3 separate regions of the Homo sapiens genome follow, and all the other regions are linked to region 1. Evidence: chromatin contacts called from ENCODE Hi-C or POLR2A ChIA-PET data. All regions are on one chromosome and are shown on one strand. The core of a region is the stretch at or near the end of the contact, and the rest is flanking DNA. Distances in the headings are between cores, read along the strand shown. Region 1 holds the start of AGO1 (argonaute RISC component 1). Region 2 holds the start of KIAA0319L (KIAA0319 like). Region 3 holds the start of EVA1B (eva-1 homolog B).

What was found. Hi-C counts contacts between places; a loop is a spot of excess contacts on that map. ChIA-PET counts read pairs that join two places held with the same protein, here RNA polymerase II (POLR2A). Pooled maps may share reads with other maps.
Region 2: a pooled map shows a loop between it and region 1 (13-fold over the local background). The contact joins the promoter of KIAA0319L here to the promoter of AGO1 in region 1. A Hi-C loop is called at or near these places in 1 of 168 maps with a recorded cell type or tissue (CD4-positive, alpha-beta T cell), 1 of 37 single-sample maps with no recorded cell type and 11 of 50 pooled maps. POLR2A ChIA-PET finds 5 or more read pairs at or near these places in 3 of 52 experiments (CD8-positive, alpha-beta memory T cell, GM12878 and naive thymus-derived CD4-positive, alpha-beta T cell).
Region 3: a map of K562 shows a loop between it and region 1 (3-fold over the local background). The contact joins the promoter of EVA1B here to the promoter of AGO1 in region 1. A Hi-C loop is called at or near these places in 1 of 168 maps with a recorded cell type or tissue (K562) and 2 of 50 pooled maps.

Annotation. Positions count from the first base shown.
Region 1 is chr1:35,881,601-35,884,488 of GRCh38, forward strand. It overlaps AGO1 (argonaute RISC component 1), which reads left to right and starts at 1,609. Exons shown (of 19, transcript NM_012199.5): 1 at 1,609-1,846. The coding sequence starts at 1,822. RefSeq lists a silencer at 1,372-1,831.
Region 2 is chr1:35,555,811-35,558,829 of GRCh38, forward strand. KIAA0319L (KIAA0319 like) reads right to left here and starts at 1,593. Exons shown (of 21, transcript NM_024874.5): 1 at 1,397-1,593. It overlaps NCDN (neurochondrin), which reads left to right and starts at 1,989. Exons shown (of 7, transcript NM_014284.3): 1 at 1,989-2,413. The coding sequence starts at 2,381. RefSeq lists enhancers at 1-222, 1,023-1,750, 1,751-2,477, 1,767-1,826 and silencers at 1,287-1,386, 1,397-1,536, 2,608-2,817.
Region 3 is chr1:36,322,052-36,325,029 of GRCh38, forward strand. It overlaps EVA1B (eva-1 homolog B), which reads right to left and starts at 1,594. Exons shown (of 3, transcript NM_001304762.2): 1 at 1,408-1,594; 2 at 920-1,016; 3 at 1-674. The coding sequence starts at 986. The coding sequence ends at 244. It also overlaps a transcript of SH3D21 not described here. RefSeq lists silencers at 792-981, 1,072-1,121, 1,182-1,541, 1,632-1,861 and an enhancer at 863-1,747.

The sequences.
Region 1 (2,888 bases), core at 359-2,858:
CGTGAGCCACTGCGCCCAGCCACCAATCCAAGTTTTAACAAGCTTTCCAGGTGATTCTGATGGTTGCTGTTTGAGAACCTCTAGAAGCAAGGCATGGTATAAGTGTCAGAAATTAATCTCCTCATGAGTAAGGACCGGTTATGGTCCATCCCTTAAGTTCCCAGCCTCTGCATGGCATCTAGTGTAAAGCAGGCATCAAAAATTTGTGAGTTTATGGGAAAGTGATGTTTGAGCTGGGTCTCTTACCCCGCCTATCACTGCACCAGACCGAATAGGAGGGAGAATGGGAGTTCCCAGAAACTTTGAGACTAGCAAGGAAGTGGTTGTGATACGTCTAGCAAGATATGATAAGGGTCTGCACCAGCATAAGAAACCATCAGAATGGCAGTGAATCATGTGAGAGCAGTTCAGAAGGTAAACATGTCAAGACGTGGTGAACAGCTGAATAGATGGAAAGAACAAGGGATAGAGGAACTGTCATTTCTGACATGAAGGTGCTGTTCGCTGAGATAGGAAGCACAGGGCAAGTATGTTTGTGAGTGAAAGATAAAGTGTTTGGTTTGGACTTCTTAAATTTGAAGTGCTGGTAGGATATCCAGGTGGAGCTGTCCAGCAAACACTTGGAAATGTGAGTATGAGACATGGTTGGAAACAGAGATTTGGAAGGATAGTTGGGCCGTAAGAGTGGATGAGACCTTTAAGGGGAGAGTGGAATGAGAAGAGAGCTGGGTTTGGAACCACAGTGAACAGTTAATGAGGCAAAAGCAAAAGGGGCCCTTTAGAAAGACTGAAAAGGACTTAGGCAATAGGAGACTGCAGAAGATGCCGCAGCCAAGTAGAAGGCTCAGAAGGGAAGTAGAGGCACAGTGACAGATGCTGCAGAGAAATAATTGAAAAGTATCCTTTGGATGTCAACCCCAAAAGTCATTTAAGTGACGTGATGAGGGCAGAAGCTGATTGACAGTTCAGGCATGAACTGTAGATGAGAAAGTGGAGGCAGGTGCTTCCCAGGTCCGGCGGATAGAGCTCTGTAGCTGCACTTAAGTTCAAACTGTGACATCTTCCAGGGTAGGCCGCGTCTCTACTTATCTGTGGTCTCAGCGTCCAGCACATGGCGTGGAAGAGGGGGTGGCGTCAGTGAGTTCAGTGACTAGGGACGGAGAAAGACTTCGTGGAGGCAGTCGCTTTGCAGCCAAGGCTTGAAGGATGAGGGTGATTGGGAGGAGAGGTGGGAGGCAGGGCCCCTGGGCGCTGGAGTGCCAGGGGGTCTGGGAATGAAGTGGGGTTCCCATAATGTGTGCGCGCAGCTCGGTGCGACAGGCGGGGGCTGTGTGTAGGTTTGGAGGGACCTATTTGGGGAAAAGACACAGGGCTGAAGGCTGCTGTGGCGGGATGTCCCTTCGCCCTGCCCCACTTATACCACTGCGCGGTTCCAAGGCACCTCTACTGGCGCCCTCCCGCCGGGCTGCATGGCGACGGGTGACCGCCAGGGGCCGCTGCCTTGGGTCCCCGGTGCCCCCGCCCCTCTCCATTGGCCTTTGTTGCCGTCGGAGCGCCCCGCTTGACTCGTTCCGGTCCGCCCCCTGGGCCCGGCGGTCGCGCCTGCGCACTGGCAGCTGGCCGGGCGCTCGCAGTGGGAGCTGCTGCAGGCTCCGCGGCGGCGGCAACGGAGGCTGCGGGGGCGGCGGCGCGAGCGGCCGGGCTTGGTAGGGGAGCCGAGCCCGGCCCGGGATCCCGAGCAGCGAGAGTGTGGGGTACCTAGGCCCCTCACGCTGGACTTCACAGTCTCCGGGCCGCCTGACCTCCGCACGGGTATATGGGATGGAAGCGGGACCCTCGGGAGCAGGTAAGGGTCCCCAGGAGGGGGAACGGTGCATGCTCCAAGGACTGGGGGATCCCGCATGAAAAGCGTGGTTTCCAAGTGATGGAAGCGCTCCTGAGTGAGGAGAAGGGCTCTCCCACGATGGGGGCCCAGTTTGAAGGAGGCTGTGTGCAGTTCCGGGGGAGAACCATGTGAAGAGAGCCCTGAGATGGGGGCTGTTTGTCCAAGGAGGCTGTATACAGTCCTGCGGGTTGGAAGTAATCTGGGAGAAGGGCCTGCACGCACGGAAGGACTCCCAGACATCCGTGGAGGCCTACGGAGAGGCCCGGCAGGTGGCAGGGGACGGGCTCCAGGTGTCCAGGAGAGGAGGGGGCGACACAGATGGGCCTGGAGCTACCGCATGCCGGGGGCGGGGGCTCCGCTGGGCTGGAATAGGCTAATGTCTCTTGGGAGAAGGCGCCAGAGCTGGACTGTGAGCTCCGCCCCACTGGGCCTGACGCGAGGGCGAGGGTCAGGGGGCGGTGGGTGGGGACCCAGTCCCGGGATTACCCCCCGTGGGTCTGGGGAGTCGGAGCGGAGGCTCCAGAGCATGCGCGGAGGTGGCAGCTGGAAGGGGCTGCCCGACGTGGTGGGGGCGTGGCTGTCCGAATACCCCCACCTCTCCACACCCCCCCGCCCCGCCCCGTTTGGCTTGGAAAAAGGAGCGCGCTGATGGGGTGCATTCTCTCTTAGGTTATGCTGGCAGTGTGCAAATGGTTATGGTCCCCTCCCCCATTTTAGGGGCTCTTACACTTGGCCCTCAGTCACAGTTTGCTAAGAATGGGTTGAGGGAAGCTGCCAAAGTGCATTTTTCTGCCACAGGAAAGACTGGGACCGAAGCGATGGGTTCTGGGGGTGGGTCCTCCTGAAGATAGGCCTTAGGAAAGGTATTGGTTACGGAGGAATCAAGGACAGGGCAGGGGCTACCTGGAAGGAGTTGTCTGCTTGGTTTGCAAGTTTCTGCTCCAATACTGAGTAGTGATGGGGGCTTTTAATCCAAAGATTTTCCATTGAATTGTCTGTTAAG
Region 2 (3,019 bases), core at 343-2,842, 330 kb before region 1:
CTGACAGGTGGGTGGGAGAAGCAGAAAAGAAATGAATAGCTTTTGAAAAATGGAGTAATAAACACCACTGGACTAACAAGCTGATTAGAAGTGCCATGTCTAATAAATCTTGCGTCTAAGAGAAAGGCAGAGTTAATTTCATTTGAACTCCTAACCAGTCATTCCTCTGAAACCTATAATTGCCTAAGGGCACAAATCACTGCTAGGGTCCAGTTAAAGGCTTGCTGACCAAACGCAAGAACAACAACACATCACCAAGATCCGAATAGTTTGTTACTGAATCAAAGGGTAACAACCCAGGGAGAGAACACACACCCCCACAATACTTGACAAATGAAAATCTAGAGAAGCTCACAATAGTTCTGGCATTTAGGGCGTTACAAGTACACCCAAAATAAAAGCACTCTCTGTTGCAGCAGCTGTTCAGACAGAGCAGGGGGTAATGTTTACTTAATACTTCAGGTTGATGGGGGATGTATCACAGTTCAGTCTGTCAACTACATACGTGGAACTCCATTTATGTACACAGCGATAAGATATGTTTGAACAACGATGGAGCACGTCTGAAACAATCTATTCAGTTGGTATGAGTAATCGAGAATAAAGCTCTTTTTTAAAAAGTCTCAGATATTTGGGAAAGTTACAGAACAGACTGCCATGAATAGCTTTGCTTATATTTGCAGACACTGTTTTCCAAATAGCTGGAAAAATGAACAGATTGTTCTGGGAGGTCGTCTTTCCAATTTGTTCCTAGTTTTCAGTCTGTTAATCACAGGAGAGAGCACAAGGAGAGTCAGCTAATGCTCTTCACTAACTGCAACTACTGTCAGTTGGACACAACCACTATGAGACCAGAAGCCAAAGAGTTCCTGGAATCCCGCCAGAGGTTATCAATTTTGACTTCCTTCATTTCACCTTTGTGCTCACTGCAGCCACTACAGGACCCTCTGTGGGGCATAATTTTCAAAATCGTGGATGAGGCAGGTTTCACATTATAATGGACACATCGTGCTCAACCCCATCCCCTCTTCATTCTGCACCAACTTTCTATCTCGGTGGAGAGACCAAACATCAGAGACAGCAACTAAAGACTAGGCTGCAGAGGTCGAAGGTGGAAGAAGGACGGCAGCGCCCCGAACCCCGGCTGTCTGCCTGGCTCTCAGGGGATGGAGGGAGCTGCATGACTAGGCCCAGGCCCGAGAGAAGCGGGGTTCAGCCTGGGACCCAAGCTGCGCACCTGCAAGGACAGAAGCAGCTGGCTGCCCTGGCCGAGCCAGGGGCGCCACCTCCGGACCCAACATCCGGCCAGCGCAGCCGCTGACATCGCCCGTCCCGCTTGCCCCTCCCCTGAGCCCATGGTCCTCGGCCTGGCAGCCAGCCGCCCCCGGCCACCTACCGGGGCTCAGGGCCACATAGCGGGGCCCCGGCTCTCGGCGGCCTCCGCCTCCTCCTGGTCCATGGGCTCGGGGACCCCCAACCTTCGCTCCCCTCACCCGGAGGAGGAGGAGGAAGAGGAAGAAGGTAGTGCGGGCTCCCCACCCGGACAGCTACCTCTCGCCTCAGCCTCCCTGGACAGCGACGGCGGCCGGAAACACCGCCTCCTCCCACCTCCCCGGGACCGACCCGGAAACACACTCTCCATGCTAACCAAGCCCTCCCGCCCCTCCCCCGGGAAGGGCAATGCCGGCCGCGAGACCAAGGGGGAGGAGGGGCAGTGCTGGGCGGGTAAAACTACGCACAAGCGAAGGAATCTGGGCCCCCAGCCTCTCGCCGCCCGCTCTCCAGAGGCAGTCTGCACCTTGCCTCCTTCGCTCGAGCCCCAGCCCCCAGACTCGGGCAATACCCACAAGCAAGATGGCGGCAACGGCGGCACCCCCTACTGCTTAGCACCCTGACTTGCCATTGGCCAGAGCCCGGAGTGAAGCAGCCGCGGATTCGTCAAGAGCGGTGCGGGGGTGGGGGTGGAGCTGCAGCAGCCTGGAGCCAGGAGTGGGCAACGCGGCGTGAGCAGCGGCCCGAGGCTCCCGGAGCATCGCGCTGGGAGAAGACTTCGCCGCTCGGGGCCGCAGCCTGGTGAGCTCAGCCCCCTTCGGGCCCTCCCCTGCATCCCAGCCGGGGCCTCTCCGAGCCGGCGCTGATCGATGCCGACACACCCCGGGGACCCTATCGCGACTCCATCGCGCCATATCGCGACACCATCGTGCCCTGTCGAGACTCCATTTTGTCACAGCCCTTTTCAATATATATCTTTTTTTTTTTTAATTTGCCCTGTCATCTTTGGGGGCTGTCTCCCATGTCGTGATTTTGACGTGATCTCTCCGTGACATCACCGCGCCATCGTGAAGTGTGATCTCATCGCCGCCCTGTCGTGACTTCATCAATGTCGTGTTGTGACCTGGCTGCGGCGGGACAGGTGGTGACCGCCAGGAACCCTCCTCCCCTTCTCATCTCCCCATCTCAGCAGCCCTGCTTCGATTATCCGGCTTTTGGATTCTCCGTTGTCCTGGGAACTATCCGGGACCCCCTCTTGCTTCTCCAGCCCCTGCCGGCATCCACAGGCTGGTAGCGGGACGGGGAGGGCGAGAAGAGGGAGCGCAAGGGGTTAATTCTGCTGCTGCCGCCGCCGCTGCTGCTGCTGCTGCAGCCTCTACCCGAGGGAGGGAAAGGAGAGGAGGCAAGGAGCCTGCGGGGGCGACTGAGAGCCCTGGCTGGAGGGGTGGGGTCCCCAAAGGGGCCTCCAAGCCTTCCCTGTTGAGCGTCTTGTATTCTCACTTCTGAAGCGTATCTCTGCCTCTGAAGAAGGGAGGGGAAAGGAAGCCTGGGGTGTCCTTTTCTCCCATGTCAGCCTGAGTCCGGATAATCGAACTTCACCCATGTATGTCTCCATTTCTCCCTGTCTGTCCTCACCACTCACTCCCTCTGTGTCCCTGTGGAGGGAGATAAAACCCAGCCTCCGGTGCCAGGGGGACAGCTGAGCAGTGGGGCCAGCTCCCGCCCACCCCCAGGAGACTGGTGAGGA
Region 3 (2,978 bases), core at 344-2,843, 440 kb after region 1:
TCATTTGGTCACTTCACCTCTTCATCGACCCCAGAGAGGGAGTGGGGACCCTGCATGCTGCCCCCTCCCCGCCCCCGGGGTCTTCTGGCAGGACTGGGGAAGGGAGCCTCTCAGGGGGTGGCGGTCCACGCCCAGTAGCACCTGGGAGCTGTGGGGGCCGAGGCAGTCCGAAGGTGTGGGGTAGCTCTGAGCTCATGTGCAGGTCCGGTACCCCGAGCGCCTTGCAGCGGGAGCCGGGGCCCATCAGTAATAGTGCATGCGGCCCAGGGTGCCCGTGGCCGTGGGGCTGGGCCCCAGCGTGCCTGTGCCCAGCAGGTCCGGCTGCCCGGTGCGCCAGATCTCCCGCAGGATCCGTTCGCGCTCCTCCAGCCGCTGCGCCCGCTCCAGCTCCTCCGCCGACGTGAAGACGTTGACGTTGAGGGGCCCGTCCGGCTCTGCGGACAGCTCGGGGCCCGGCAGCGTGTCGTCGGGGCCCAGCCGAGTCACCGTGTCCTCCTCGTCCTCGTCGTCGTCCTCGGGCTCCAGGGTGCTGCTGCGGGGGTCCCGGCGCTGAGCCGGGCCCCGGGGCCGCGGGCGGGGCGCCCACGAGATGCTGATGACGAGCAGGCAGAGGGTGAGCAGCAGGCCGAAGCAGACGCCCAGCACGAAGTAGAGGCCGAAGCTCTCGGGGTTGGCTGCGGGGCACAGGGCGGGGGTCACGGAGAGGCCCGGACGGGTGGGGGTTGTCCCACTTCCGAAAGACCCCAGGTTCTAGGTGTGGGGGCGAGGCCTGTAACCCCTACTCGAAGGGCATTAGGGAACCGCCAGCGGGCAAGAGGGCGGGGAGCGGGGCGGAGGGGACGGACAAGGCGCTGGGGAGGGAAGGGGATGGTGGTCAGGGAAGGGTTCAGGCCCCCAGTCTTCCGGCGCCCGCCCTCACCGCGGATGTGCGCGTAGGCAGCCAGGCTGTTGCTGAGCAACTCCATGTCCCTTCGCGGGGCATCCATGCTGCTCTGGGGGGCAGCTCCCCTACCAGCCTGCGAGGTCAGCAAAGTCAGATCCTTCTCCCAGCCTGGAGCCCACCCCGACCCCTTCCGCGGGCAGCTCCTCTCCCGGGAGCCGCGGGCCCAGGTTCCACCCTGGAGAGAGCGCTTCCCTAACTTCGTGGCGGCCCGGGGCCCTGTCGGGGGGAACCCCTCTCCCGGGCGCGGACGCCCCTCCAGTCCTGGGAGCAGCGCCGGGGACCGCGGGAGGCCCCGCCCCCTGGTGAGGTCCCCAGCTGAGGCCCGGTTCCGCCGTCCCGGGGCGGGATGGAGGATAGGGACGCTGAGCCTCCACGCCCCAGGCGGGCTCCGGGAAGGGAAGCTGCCTCTCTCCTCGCCCGGCCGCCCCGCGGGGACCCACCGGCCCGGGGCCAGGCCCACTCACCGTCAGCGCCCCGCTTCCCGGCTGCCCGGCCCCAGCGCGTCCCGCGGCCGCATACACTGGGTCCGGCCGCCCCCGCCCGCTCGGGTCCCGCCGCCCCTCCGGCCCCGCTGGGCTCCCAGGCCGCGGCAGCACGGGCGGGACACGGACCGAGGGACCAGCCGGCGGAAAGTTTCCTCCGAGGAAAGAGGAGGGACGGGGCGGGGCGGGGCGGGCGGGGAGGCGGGGAGGAAAAGGGCTGGGAGAGGAAGGGGAGAGGAGCGGGCAGCCGGGAGGAGGGAGAGCCCGGCCCGCGGGCCGTCCGTCCCCCACAGGAAACCGCCGGGGAGGCCGCGGCAGGGACCCGCCCCCAGGCCACTAACAGCAACAACAGAGAGGCTGGAGCTCTGCCTGCGTGCGGGCCAAGGGCTAAACCTTGGACAGGTTCTTTCACTTACTCCGCCTGACAACCCTGCGACGTGATACCATTATCCCCACTTCGCAGATCAAATAAACGGAGTCTTGGAGAGATTGAATTGACTTTACCAAAACCGTCAGGATTTGAATCTGCTGCTCTCTGATCCTAAAGCCTGAGCTAGAAACCACCGCTCCCCCTCCTAGGAGGCCCCTTCCAGGCAAAGCTGCTTCTCTTCCCCAGACCCATGCTGGACTGGAAGGGAGGGGACTGTCCACCCCTCCTTCCAGGGCCCAGGCTTGAATGTGTCCCCTGGCCGAGCTCTGGTCTAGTCACGCAGGGTTAATGATTGTTGGACTCCAGCTTTGAGCCAGGGCCCGGCCAGCAGTCTCGCAGACCCCAGCGTGGGGCCTCTGTGCCTGCGAGCTCCTGCGCTCTTGTGCACCAAGCAGCTTGTGGCGGCTTGTGGCAGATCCCACCCCATCCCGTCCCCCACCCCAAGGCTAAACCTGCCTGTGCTCACACACGCATTTCCCACCTGGGCTTGTGCATGCAATGTGGTGTGTGATCAGTGTGTGTGGCGGGGGGCTTCCTTCTGCCCTGTCTCCACGGGGCCCCCCCATCATGGACCTCCCCTCCCTTGCTGGAGCTAGAATGAGGGGGAGGCCGCCTTGGCGGGAGCCTTAGAGAGGAGGAGGAAAGGGGGAGAGGAAATTGCAGACATAGCTGAAGGCGCTGCCTGAGGCCTGTGGGCCAGCGACCCTCTCCCTGTCCGGGCTGCAGACCCCTACTCCCCCAGTCCCGAGACTGGGTTCAAGTAGAGGGCAGATCTAGATGGGGGAGGACTAGGACTGACTCCTATGGGGATGGAAAAGGGACTCCTGGGTGTCTTTGTGACTGTTTAGTGTGTTCTGTGAATGTGCGGGCAGGTATTTTTGCCCACATCTGTATATTTGTCTATTAATGTGATGTATTTGAGTATTGTTGTGGGGGCGGGTATGTCTGTATATAAATCTGTGCAGCCACTAGTCAACAAATACTGTGTATGCCTAGCACTTCCTAGTCTAGTCCACAGCATCTGTGGGTTTAACCAACTTTGCATCAAAAATATTCAAAACCAAAATTGCATCTGTGCTGAACATGTACAGACTTTTTTTCTTATCATTATTTCCTAAACAAT